Linked DNA regions of Homo sapiens: region 2 is linked to region 1. A link is a loop called in an ENCODE intact Hi-C map of the cell type or tissue named here. Cell type or tissue: endothelial cell of umbilical vein. All regions are shown on one strand.

Region 1 (2,500 bases):
TCCTGGTCCCTGTGACAGTGAGAAGGGGTGAGGCTCTGGGACATTCCAGGCACTAAGCTGTGTTGGGGAGCAGCTAGCTGGGTCCTTCGTATCCCCTGAAGTTATATGTTCCATCACTGGGGGCTGTTACTGTTTGCTTGGGGTATCTTCAGGTCAATGGGGCTGCTCCTCAAAGGAGGAGCATGGGTAGTTTTGCTGCTTCCAGAGATCCTGATAGGACACCCTGCCCTCAGAGTCATTAGAGACGAAGGTCATTATGGGAATGGGGGAATGACATCACTGTATAATTCTTTTTCCAACTTCTCAAGGAAGGTAGAGATAAAAAGTTTGCTGACCTGCCCATCTCCCTCCTCACCCCTCAGGCCTATGAGCTGTCCACGCTGACAGGGACACAGGTGCTGTTGCTGGTGGCCAGTGAGACAGGCCATGTGTATACCTTTGCCACCCGAAAACTGCAGCCCATGATCACCAGTGAGACCGGCAAGGCACTGATTCAGACCTGCCTCAACTCGCCAGACTCTCCACCCCGTTCAGACCCCACAACAGACCAGAGAATGAGTGCCACTGGCTTTGAAGAGACAGATCTCACCTACCAGGTGTCGGAGTCTGACAGCAGTGGGGAGACCAAGGTGTGTTTGGGTTGCCTATGTGAGAGGAGGGAAGGGAGTGGGGTCCCTCTCCCTTTCTGGCCCAGGACAGGTGGATAGGTGCCCACCGATGTGGAGTGGAGCCGGATTAACGACCCTCGTCCTAGGGGACAGGTGTCCATCCTCACTTTCCTGATAGAAGACCGCCCCCCTAGATAAGCGGGCGGCCTCCGTGCCCATATAAGGCCGGCTTGGGCTCCACGCCGGCCTCCCGCCCGCAGCCCGCCTGCCTGGCAGGGCCTTTGCATTCCTCCCGCCAGCTGTCTCCCCGCTAGGGGCGGGGGTGTAGTTTAGCCCGGCCCTCCGGGCTGGGTCGCCAGGGAGTAGAAAGGGAGCACTCCGGTCCCGGGGTCCTGGGAATCCAGCACTCTTGGCAGGCGGGCTGGTTGACTGGGCCGGGGACTACCTTACAAGCCAGCCGCTGCCCTTTCAGGGTGTTGGGGGCCTGGGCAGTTAGGGAGCGCATTTGCCTGCTGCTAGGGATGCCTGCGCTGTTACTCCTCCCCCTTCCTTTTCCCGGTAAGGAGAGGGGGTGGGGCTTCCTCCCTTGCTGTCTGGGGAGCTCCACCTTCCGGGTGGCACTTAACTGACTGGCCAATGGGAGGAAGCGGCACTGTTTGCCTTAGCAACGCCTCTGCCAATCAAGGGTCTTGGGCCCAGCTGCTTTGCAAACGTCTCGTGCTGACCCACCCCGCAGCCTTTGAGCCTCTGGTTGACTCATTTCGGGTCTGGGCTTGGTGGCTTGGTTCTCAGTTTCCTTCTTCCCCTTCTAAGAACGAAGTCTTCCTTAGGGGAGAGTCAGTGCTGTAGGCTACCTCCTCTCTTAGTGGCATATCATCTGTAATAATTTTTAAACTTTTATAACAGTAGGGCTCATTTATTCCCAGGAAATTTTGTTGGATGAGTACATTCTTTTGGTAGTTTACATCTTGGGTGTTTGACATATAGTGTGTCATTGCCAGATTCTCAAGATCTCTCTCAAACTCTTAAGTTCCCTGAGAAACTCAGTTCCTATCTCAGAAGCCTGACAAATTAGAGCTGGAAGAACTCTTTGAAAGAAAACGTAGTAGCCCAGCCCCCTCATGCTTATAGAAGAGGAAAACCGAGGTTCAGAAAAGGGGACTGGTTATTTCAGGGTCACTTAGATGGTCATTACCAGAGCTAGGAACAGACCTTGGTGTCCTGACTCCCCAGCCAATGGGATTACCACAGTCCGCTGGAGCAGAGAACTCAGGGGATTATAATAATGACAATGATAATAATTATCATAAGAGCAGCAAATATTTATTTTGGTTTTTTTATGTGCCAGGTAGTGTTTTCTAAGTGATTTACATATGCTAACCTACTTAATCCTTACAGCAACCTAGGGGGTAGGTATTATCCTCCTTTTACCGATAGAAAACTGTAGCTCAGTAGATCAATAACTTACCTAAGAGTCAGGCATCAGGTAAATGGTGGCGTTGGGATTTGAACCCAAGCTCACTGGTTTCAGTCTGGGTTCTCAGTCCACACAAAGCTTCTGCAAAGGCAGGATCTGGTAGGGGCTCATTGCTTCATCTTTACTCTGGGTATAGGACACACTGAAGCCGGCGTTCACAGTCACCAACCTGCCGGGTACAACCTCCACCATCCAAACAGCACCTAGCACCTCTACCACCATGCAAGTCAGCAGCGGCCCCTCCTTTCCCATCACCAACTACCTGGCACCAGTGTCTGCTAGTGTCAGCCCCAGTGCTGTCAGCAGTGCCAATGGGACTGTGCTGAAGAGTACAGGCAGCGGCCCTGTCTCCTCTGGGGGCCTTATGCAGCTGCCTACCAGCTTCACCCTCATGCCTGGTGAGTCACGAGGGGCA
Region 2 (2,500 bases), 55 kb after region 1:
CAGAGAGGCCCTTGTATCAACAAAACAAAAATGTGAGAGAGGGTAATAGTGAGAACTGGGGTCAGCCAGGTCTAAAAGAGTGCTGATGTCTTCACAGAAAAAGGGGAGGCAGGCCCTGGGCGGTGGCTCCTGTCTGTAATCCCAGCACTTTGGGAGGCCGAGGCGGGCAGATCACCTGAGGTCAGGAGTTCGAAACCAGCCTGACCAATATGGTGAAACACCGTCTCTACTAAAAATACAAAAAGTAGCCGGGTGTGGTGACGCGTGCCTGTAGTCCCAGCTACTCGGGAGGCTGAGGCAAGAGAATCACTTGAACCCGGGAGGTCGAGGTTGCAGTGAGCCGAGATCACGCAACTGCACTCCAGCCTGGGCGACAGAGTGAGATTCCGTTTCAAAAACAAAACAAAACAAAACAAAAAAAGTTGGTGGGGAGGCAGGAGGATACCTTTCGTGTTGGGTGGTGGAAAAGATTCCAGCGGGTGAGGTGGGAACTGAGCCCAAGCAAAGCAGCCCAATCTACCTTCTTTCTGTTGCACCCTACAAACGCTCTGAAAGCAGCTGAAGACAGAGTTCTCCAAGAAGGAACCAAAGGTCAAGATAATGCTGAGTCTGCCTTACACCCGCAGGCTTGCTGGGACCCACGCAGCCCGAGCCCCGGCCCGTTTCCTTCTCGGGCTGGGGCGCTGGATGGAGCACCGGGGTAGGAGGGCGGGCTCCGGGCGCCGGGAGCGCAGCTGCCGGGGGTCGGGGGGGCGGACAGGCCGGGTCCCTGCCACCCCAGCCAGGTCCGCGCCCGCGTCCCCGCGTCCCGCGGCCCCAGGGCCTCACCGCGCGCGCCCAGCTCGGCGGCCGCCACGTGCTCGGTGAGCACTGTCCCGAATCGCCGCAGCCGAGACACGATCCGCTCGTACAGCGTCCTGTCCTCGCGTCCGCCGCGAATGCTCCCGCAGAAGTACAGGGCCGGGCGGCCAGGCTCCCCGCGCTCCCAGCTCTCGCTGCGCCCCGGCACCATGGCAGCAGCCATTCCCCAGCCGCCCGCGCTCTCCGGCGCCAGGGGGCGCCAGCCCGCGGCCACGTGACCCCGCCCGGCCCAGCGCAGAGCCCGGCTGCTGAGTCCACACCTGTGGAATGGGGACGACGAACTGGGAGGATCCAGCCGGGACCCTTTCGGGAACACACCCTTCCTGGACTTGACGTTCGGATGCCTAACACGCACCTTAACTTGACCTTGTCCAGGCAGAACTCGAGGGCTTCCCCACCTCACCCGCTTCTGCTCCCCTCCTCCCCGCCGTCTTCCCCAGCTGCATCCTCCCAGCTGCTCAGGCCCAAGACCCTCGGAGTCATCTGGATCGTTCCCTTTCTCTCAAACTCTGCGTCCCATCCATTGACAACTCGTGTGGATTCGTCCTTCCAAATCTGAAATCTCACGACCGCCTACAGGGCCACCACCCTGGTCTAAGCCTCCTCTGGGCTCTCCACAGCCTCCTAACAGGTGTCCACATGTCGTGAGCTGCTCAAGGTCAGACAGAACCAGGTCCACCCACCTTTGTGTCTGTCCACAAGATCAGGTTTTTACTGATGCTATTTCAATCACAAAAGCTAGGCGTCACACGGAGTTCCCAAGAAGTCAGTTCTCCTTAGGACCACCTGTTCACTCGGTAGTCAGAGCCGCGGGCATGCAAGCTGGAGCCACTCCACAAGTCAGACTGTATTGCAAACCATCCATAGTATTATATGTAAGGATATAAATGTTACAGGTTAAAATTTCACATCAAACACAAGAACATTTAACATCAAGAGAAAAGGGGTTAACGAACCAGTCCAAGGAGAGTGCTGTGGACAGAGTCCCGGCCTGATGGGGATAGTCATCAAGAGCTTGCAAGGAAGAGTCCTTGATTTGGGCAGAGCCTTCAGAGGCAGACACCAGGTGCTGGGCACGAGTGATAGCAAGACTCGGTCTGTTAAGGTGGCCGTGTCTAGCTGCTGAAGTCCTGATCATTTTATGGTCCTTGAGTCCTCTGATGAGGACTTATAGTAAAGGGTGATGCCCTTATCTGGTTGGGTGTTGTCTCCATTGGTTAGGCGAACATCTGGACCCTGTTGGCTTGATGCCTTTTGAAATGTAAGATGAAGTTTTTTAAAACTTTATTTATTTATTTATTTATTATTTTTGGTGACAAGGTCCCTGTCGCCCACACTGGAGTGCAGAGGCACGATCATTGCTCACTGCAGCCTCAAACTCGTGCCTCAAGTTTGAGGGTTCAAGGAATCCTCCCACCTCAGCTTCCTGAGTAGCTAGGACTACAGGCACGTGCCACCATGCTGAGCTAATAAAAAAAAAATTGGCTGGGCTCGGTGGCTCATGTCTGTAATCCCAGCACTTTGGGAGGCCGAGGTGGGCAGATCACGAGGTCAGGAGATCGAGACCATCCTGGCTAACGCGGTGAAACCCCGTCTCTACTAAAAATACAAAAAGTTAGCCAGGCGTGGTGGCACACTC

Evidence for each region. Peaks named below come from ENCODE experiments on the same cell type or tissue, not always from the same donor. Only the 100,000 strongest peaks of a DNase experiment are listed, where the experiment ranks them.
Region 2: it touches region 1 in a loop (10-fold over the local background); 21 of 110 quality-filtered maps call a loop at or near these places.

The regions. Positions count from the first base shown.
Region 1 is chr6:43,173,485-43,175,984 of GRCh38, forward strand. SRF (serum response factor) reads left to right here. Exons shown (of 7, transcript NM_003131.4): 2 at 363-629; 3 at 2,222-2,483. Among named protein-coding and RNA genes, the nearest start is that of SRF, 3.5 kb to the left of the region's middle. RefSeq lists an enhancer at 1,362-1,591. In endothelial cell of umbilical vein, no CTCF peak of the experiment used is centred here; a DNase peak (open chromatin) is centred at 1,237; H3K4me3 peaks cover 601 bases; H3K27ac peaks cover 1,920 bases.
Region 2 is chr6:43,228,433-43,230,932 of GRCh38, forward strand. It overlaps DNPH1 (2'-deoxynucleoside 5'-phosphate N-hydrolase 1), which reads right to left and starts at 1,049. Exons shown (of 4, transcript NM_006443.3): 1 at 829-1,049. The coding sequence starts at 1,024. RefSeq lists silencers at 658-847, 908-1,347 and an enhancer at 831-1,330. In endothelial cell of umbilical vein, a CTCF peak has its summit at 1,045 (motif pointing right); a DNase peak (open chromatin) is centred at 1,049; H3K4me3 peaks cover 940 bases; H3K27ac peaks cover 533 bases; H3K27me3 peaks cover 186 bases.